Regions from separate parts of the Homo sapiens genome. Here all the other regions are linked to region 1. A link is a loop called in an ENCODE intact Hi-C map of the cell type or tissue named here. Cell type or tissue: A673. All regions are shown on one strand.

Region 1 (2,500 bases):
AATTAGCTGGGCGTGGTGGCGGGCACCTGTAATCCCAGCTACTTGGGAGGCTGAGGTAGAGAATTGCTTGAACCTGGGAGGTGGAGGTTGTAGTGAGCTGAGATTGCACCACTGCACTCCAGCCTGGGCGACAGAACAAGACTTCATCTCAAAAAAAAAAAAAAAAGAAAAAAAAAACAGAAAAAGAAAAAGAAAACTTTAAAAAGTAAAACAGTTACAATAAACTAGGGTTAATTTATTATTGAAGAAAGAAATTTTAAACATAAATTTAGGGTAACCTAAGTGTCCAGTGTTTATAACATCTGCAATAATGCACAGTCATGCCCTAGGCCTTCACGTTCACCCAGCACTCACTCATGAACTCACCCAGAGCAACTTCCAGTCCTGCAAGGTCCATTCATGGCAAGTGCCCTATAAAGGTGTATTGTTAAAAAAGTAATTTTTTTTAATATTTTTTTTTTCATTTTTACAAGACAGAGTCCTGATATGTTGCCCAGGTTGGTCTCAAACTCTTGAGTGATCTGCCGGCCTTGACCTCCCAAAGTGCTGGGATTACAGGCATGAGCCCCTGCACTCAGCCCTAAAATGAAATATTTTATACTGTATTTGTACTGTACCTATTCTATGTTTAGATATGTTTAGGTACACAAATAGCTGCCATTGTGTTTCGGTTGCCTACAGTATTCAGTGTAGTACCATGCTGCCCAAGTTTGTAACCTAGGAGCATAGGCCATACCATATAGCCTAGCTGTGTAGGAGGCTATACTTTCTAGATGTGTATAAGTACGCTCTACGATGTTTACACAATGAAGAAATCACCTACAGTTGTGTTTCTCAGAATGTGTCCCTGCCGTTAGGTGACACATGACTGTACTTACCATAGTGTAAGGATTGAGATATGTGTGGACATTGTCAGGAGTGTCATTCTCAAGGTCACATGATAAGTGGGCCTGTTCCTTCCAGGCTGATGGTTCTCAAAATCTAGCCATCATTAGAATTCCCTAAAGAGCTAGTGAGCATGCGTGCTCCTGGGCTCCACCTACAGAGACTGATTCAGCAGGCCTGAGAATGTGCATTCCTAACAAGATCCAGGTGATGCTGATGCAGGTGAATTGTGGACCAGGTTTCAAGACATAACCTTAGATGATAGGGCAGTCGGGCAGGGTTCTGCAAGTACTAAGTAGTTTTATGACATCTGAAGCCACCTGCATTTACAGTATTATGGGTAGAATTTATTCTACTGGTCTATAATTATTTTTTCTTTCAGTGTCTCTCTTATTAACATTTATTGAACATTTTCTGTGTCCCAAGCATTATATTATACTAAGCCTATTACCAATATTATCTCATTTAATCCTCTCCTTTTCTCATTAAAACTTGCAACTAGCTGCATGGCTTTCTCACGCCATTCATAATAACTTAAGCTCAAACTGTTACCTTTTCAATGAGGACTTACGCTTTTTAAAATCAAATCCTCTCTTCGTTCCTCAGCACATCTTAGCCTCCTTTTCTGCTTTTTATTTCCCTTTGAAAAGTATTAATCGCTATTGAATATACTATGTATTTTATTTATTTCATTTGTTATCTGAATACCCTCAAGATTTCCTTCCTCCCTCCCTTCCTTCCTTCCTTCCTTCCTTCCTTCCTTCCTTCCTTCCTTCCTTCCTTCTTTCCTTCCTTCCTCCCTCCCTCCCTCCCTCCCTCCCTCCCTTCCTTCCTTTCTTCTGTGTTGTTTACTGGGATTTCTCTAGTCTCTACAACAGTCACTGACCCATTCTAGGTGTGCTATTAAAATGCATTAAACAAATGAAAGAACCAGCTCAGGAAGTAGATACTTCACTTTGTGGATGAAAAACAGGTTTAGGAAAGATAGGTAATTTGGTCAAGATTGCATACCAATAGGTGGACAAGAAACAACAAAAACTCAGGTATGTGTGTCTCCAAAGCCGTGCTCTCAACCCGGGGCCACCTGCCCTCACTGCCATCATGCTCTGGGCTAATTTGGGCAGGTTCCACTGGGAGCCCAGAAACCTAACATGCAGCATCCCACGGGGCTCCGAAGGCCTATTCTCTCCTGAGAGAGCAAACTGAGAGTGTAGGGTGCAGGTTGACCCGAGGTGGGGAAGATGGTCTTCTGAGAACATCACACCTCAGCCAGCCCATCGTTTTGGAACATCTGGGTGCAGCAACAGAGAATTTTACCAACACACCACTCCCTCTTTGCTGAAGAGCTGACTGAACATGTTTTTCTGCTTCACAATTTGAATTCTCCCTCCAAGAAAATCCTTTCTCCAGCCCATAGGCAAGCTCATATATCTTATTTTATAATCCCACTGCTGAAATGTCAGCTGTAAACTGTGGAAGCCCATTTGGTTTTAATGCATGAGTGGCTCAATACATATTTGAGCAAATTAGTGAACAAAACTTTTTAAATTAAACTATTTTTTTGAGATAATTGTAGATTCATGTGCAGTTGTAAGAAATAATGCAGAGATATTCC
Region 2 (2,500 bases), 230 kb before region 1:
ATTTTGAGAAAGCTAGCAAAAGTTTTAGCAGAAAAACTCCTGGAAGAGCTTCACCAGAGAGTCTTTCTCTACCATGACAATGCTGCTGCTCATTCCTCTCAGCAAACAAGGTCAATCTTGCAAGAGTTTTGATGAGACATCATTAGGTGCCTATCCTCCAGTCCTGATTTGGCTCCATCTGACTTCTTTCTGTTTTCTATTCTTAAAAAAATCTTTAAAGATCACCCATTTTTCCTCAGTTAATAACATAGAAAAGACAACATGAACATGGTTAAATTCCCAGGACCCTCAGTTCTTTAGGGATGGACAAAATGGTTGGTATCATCACTTAGAAAAGTATCTTGAACTTGATGAAGCTTATGTTGGGAAATAAAGTTTATATTATTTATTTATTTATTTATTTATTTATTTATTTATTTATTTAAGACAGAGTCTGGCTCTGTCGGCCAGGCTGGAATGCAGTGGCACGATCTTGGCTCACTGCAATCTCCACCTCCTGGGCACAAATGATTCTTGTGCCTCAGCCTCCCGAGAAGCTGGGATTACAGGCACACACCACCACACCTGGCTAATTTTTGTATTTTTAGTAGAGATGGGGTTTCACCATGTTGGCCAGGCTGGTATTTTTATCTTTTAATTCTTTTTTTTTTTTTTTTTTGAGACGGAGTCTTGCTCTGTCGTTTAGGCTGGACTGCAGTGGCATGATCTTGGCTCACTGCAACATCTGCCTCCCAGGTTCAAGTGATTCTCCTACATCAGCATCCTGAGTAGCTGGGATTACAGGTGTGCACCATCATGCCTGGCTAATTTTTGTATTTTTAGTAGAGACCGGGTCTCACCTTGTTGGCCAGGCTGGTCTTGAACTCCTGACCTTAGGTAATCCTCCTGCCTTGGCCTCCCAAAGTGCTAGGATTACAGGCGTGAGTCACCGTGCCTGGCCCCCATGACCTTTTCGAAGTCCCCTAGTATGCCTTTACACCCATTTCTAGAATGATTCCCAACATTCCTTCATTTATTCCTTTATTTATTGAATAAATAATTATTAAATGCTTGTCATGTATGTTCCAGGCTTTGCTCTAGTAATTTCGGATATATCAATGAACAAAGCAGGAAAGAAAAAAAAAAAAGGCAAAATCTCTGCCTTCCGGGAGCTCACATTCCCACAGGAGTCACAGGAAACAGCCAATGACCAGTAAGCATCACAAAGAAGTCATGCCAAAGAACCAGACAAATAGCTGGAAGGAAGAGGGGAACTCCTTTGTGACGCCAAATGGGCCAAAGGGTCGCTGGGAAAACTAAGCCTTACTGTCCATCTTGCCTTCAGGATAATGTGAAATATGGCCTAATTTTTGAAGTTTTTTTCTTAGAAATTTTACTGAATCCAAAATAAAACAAGAAGATCATGGTGGATATAGCTTCCAAATTTATTCTGCAATAAAACAGGTTTGAATCTAGATATACAAGCAAATAGCAAATAATATACATTCTTTTTTGCAGAGTCCAGAATTCTCTTTTCTCAACACTAGATGGCAGTAGAGTTAAAGAAAAAAATCCCAGCAGTTCTTTGTACAGGGATTTGGTGATTTTTCCCATAAAGCTGCGATGAGGATGAACTCAGAGCAAAATCTATGTAAGTAGAAAGTTAAATTACAATAGAGGTGTGAAATGATGCTTTAACATGTCACACGCTCATTTTGGCAAAATGTGTTTGGGGCAGAACTCTCTCTCTCCCTCTCTCTGTCTTTCTCTGCCTGTGTGTCTTTACAGGGTAAGCCTAGACAGAATTAGAGAACCATTAACTCTGACTCCTAATACATGATGTTAACTTTAGGTTGGTGAAAAGTCAACTTAACTTTTTTTTTTTTGGGGACGGAGTTTCGCTCTTGTTGCCCAAGCTGGAGTGCAATGGCGCGATCTCAGCTCACTGCAACCTCTGCCTCCCGGGTTCAAGCGATTCTCCTGCCTCAGCCTCTAGAATAGCTGGGATCACAGGCGTGCACCACCAAACCTGGCTAATTTTTTGTATTTTTAGTAGAAACGGGGTTTCACCATGTTAGCCAGGCTCGTCTCAAACTCCTGATCTCAGGTAATCTGTCCACGTCAGAGTCCCCAAGTGCTGGGATTACAGGCATGAGCCACCACGCCCAGCCAAGTTAACTTAACTTTATCCTTTAAAATTGCTTCTGGGTTTGTTAACTTTTTTTGATGCCATTTAACTGGTCCGCTCAAGATTGGTTAGGTCTCAGAGGACATTTAGTGTGAAAATGGGAAACTCTGAGGAAGTCAGCTTTTCAGTGGTGTTCAAATGTTTTAGCAAGAAGTTCAAGAGTAATGTCAAGATGCTCAGAATATAACACTAACAATAATGAATGCGTGGGAGAGGGGGAGATGAAGCAACTGTATTCAGCTGCTAACATTGATGAACCTGGGCAGAGGGTGTATGGTGTTCATCCTACTATTCTCGTAACTTTTTCATAATTTTAATTTTTTTCAAAATAGA
Region 3 (2,500 bases), 160 kb before region 1:
ACTTGAGCCTGGGGACTTACATGGCTCTTGGAGAACTTGGCTCAGCTCCCTTTCTGGGTCCTGCCTTGTGTCAGACCTTTTCTCTCCCAAATATTCATGCTTCAGTATTCCAGATTCCCAAGCATTCCCGAGAGAGCCTCAGTCATCTGTCCCTCCTCTCCTGAACTTTCAGCCCCAGAACCTTTTGGCATATAAAGAGAATCGTGTGGCAAAAATTACAACCCTAGTTAGAGTTAATTCCTTCTTTTGGTGAAAAAAAAAAAGATTTCATGAAGGAAGAAGTTTTGCTGCAAGATGGTTTTAGTTACTTCCTATATTTTATCTGTTTAGCTTTAAGGTCCTTGCTGTCCAGTATTATAACTATTGTGATGGTTCAGGCTAAAGCTGCAGTAGTACGTGTTATTACTCAGGTATTATGAAGAAGAGCTGTACAAAAGTAGCTTCTTCCAAGCGAAAAAGTTGTGCATTTTTAAAATTAAAAAGATGCAGTTTTTATAATTAAACCTTTAAAACATTTAGGTGTAGGCCGGGTGTAGTGGCTCATGCCTGTAATCCCGGCACTTTGGGAGGCCAAGATGGGTGAATTGCTTGAGTGCGGGACTTCGAGACTAGTCTGGGCAAGAAGATGAAACCATATCTCTACAAAATACAAAATAATTAGCTGGGTGTGGTGGTGTGTGCCTGTAGTCCCAGCTACTCAGGAGGCTGAGATGGCAGGATCACTTGTGCCCAGGAGGTTGAGGCTGCAGTGAGCTGTGATGCTGCCACTGCACTGCAGCCTGGATGACGGATTGAGACCCAGTCTCAAACCAACAACAACAAAAACTTTGGTGTATATTTAACATACTTAAACTTTCTCATAATGAGATAATTCACTCTGAGGTAAAACAGATATGTTTATCCCAACATGGGTACAGTCTTGTTTTTAAGTCAGTCCTTTTTTTAGAGCCATCTCTAGACATATACACAGCTATAGAAATGTCTTTGCAACAGAAAAATGCAATGGAAAATAAACCAGACCATGCACAGCATTAAAAGCAAATGATGTGATATATTGTAGGGCAGGCAGTTTTACACACTTCTGTTAGGTCAGGCTGATTTTCTAGTCTAAGATAAAAATCCAAACATGCTAAGCCAATGTATGTGGATTTCTATACAAAACATATGTGAATAATATTATCTTTTGCAGAGATTATGGGTAGGCCTTTTCTTGTAAATATAATCATCTGGGATTATGGTTCAATTCCTGGCACTGTCAGTGAGGTTTAGGAGTTTTCCAAGGACTGAAAGCTTTTGATTTTTCTATGCTATAGCTCCATTTTGACAGAGAATGACAGTGTATGAAGAAAACTGAGTCTTCCCCCTCACCTCCCACCAGGTGCAAGAGGCTCCTGTAACAAGATCAGCCTAGAAGTTCCTTCCCAGAGAAAGCAAAATGATCAAAAAAGGAGAAGTTGGGAACAAAATTTGACTAGACTAGGCCCTTTAAGTTTATTTCCATTCCACAAGGTGGCAGTAAATACATTCCTAAGGCTATCTGCTTGGGAGAAGAATGAAATGGCAAAGTATTATTTAGTCTCTGTGCTGGGAGAACTGATGCTGCTGAAACCAGAGTAAACACATTTAAGGATCAATCGAGCATCATTCATGAGAATTTCCTTCTCCAAACCCCTTCCTTAACTCTCAGGAAGGAAATGACAATGGGACCTTGAACTGGAGACCCCAGAACCTGCTTTTTCTCTACTACAATCTTGAGGTTTTATTAAAATTAGATAATAAGCAAGCCATCCTGTTAGCTGTCAAGGCTGAAAATACAATCAACTGAAAGATAAGTTGGACAAAAAGAAATTCAGAAACAGTGTCCTTACAGCAAATGGCCATAGAATGGCCCAGTGACAATAATATTAGTTTACTTAGATGTTTACCTTTAAAGATAAATTCATTGATAATTTGGAGACAGCATATTAGAGTAGTTAGATTAGAACATCTTCAAATGTCAATCTTTTGGTTTCTGTATGCTATGATTTGAATGTCTCCTCCAAAATTCATGTTGAAATGTAATCTCCAATGTGGTAGTATTGAGAGGTGTGGCCTTTAGGTGGTGCCTGGATTTATTCATGGATCAATGAGCTGTCATTAAAGTGGGAATGGTAGCTTAGTAAGAAGAGGAAGAGAGATGGGAGCTAGCATGCTCAGCCCCCTCACGATGTGATGCCCTGTGCAGCCTCGGGCCTCTGCAAAGAGTCCTCACTGATTCCCTGCCCCCAGGAGGCAGGGAAACTCTGGGCAGAAGAGGGTGGGGCCCTTGCGGGGGACCCACCCTCAAGCCGAAAAGCCTGAAACTGCTGCCCAAAGGTAGAACTTACATCCTTGTTTTCCTGCTCAAATGTTGCCATTTCCAAAACCACCCAAGGCCTGCCCTGCCCCTTATCCTGTGCCTATAAAAACCCCAGAACTCAGGTGGCAGAGAGGAGAAGCAGCTGGACATCGGAGACTATGG

Evidence for each region. Peaks named below come from ENCODE experiments on the same cell type or tissue, not always from the same donor. Only the 100,000 strongest peaks of a DNase experiment are listed, where the experiment ranks them.
Region 2: a loop joins it to region 1, with 6 times the contacts of the local background. A loop is called at or near these places in 2 of 110 quality-filtered maps.
Region 3: a loop joins it to region 1, with 10 times the contacts of the local background. A loop is called at or near these places in 7 of 110 quality-filtered maps.

The regions. Positions count from the first base shown.
Region 1 is chr9:86,646,900-86,649,399 of GRCh38, forward strand. No RefSeq gene overlaps it. Among named protein-coding and RNA genes, the nearest start is that of LINC02834, 60 kb to the right of the region's middle. In A673, no CTCF peak of the experiment used is centred here; DNase peaks (open chromatin) are centred at 1,442, 1,782 and 2,062; H3K27ac peaks cover 2,341 bases.
Region 2 is chr9:86,412,941-86,415,440 of GRCh38, forward strand. It overlaps LOC102724080 (a long non-coding RNA gene), which reads left to right and starts at 901. Exons shown (of 2, transcript XR_007061636.1): 1 at 901-1,630. In A673, a CTCF peak has its summit at 1,505 (motif pointing right); a DNase peak (open chromatin) is centred at 1,561.
Region 3 is chr9:86,485,934-86,488,433 of GRCh38, forward strand. The region is part of intron 1 of LOC102724080 (a long non-coding RNA gene); the gene reads left to right. Among named protein-coding and RNA genes, the nearest start is that of TUT7, 130 kb to the left of the region's middle. In A673, a CTCF peak has its summit at 1,507 (motif pointing right); a DNase peak (open chromatin) is centred at 1,538; H3K27ac peaks cover 2,500 bases.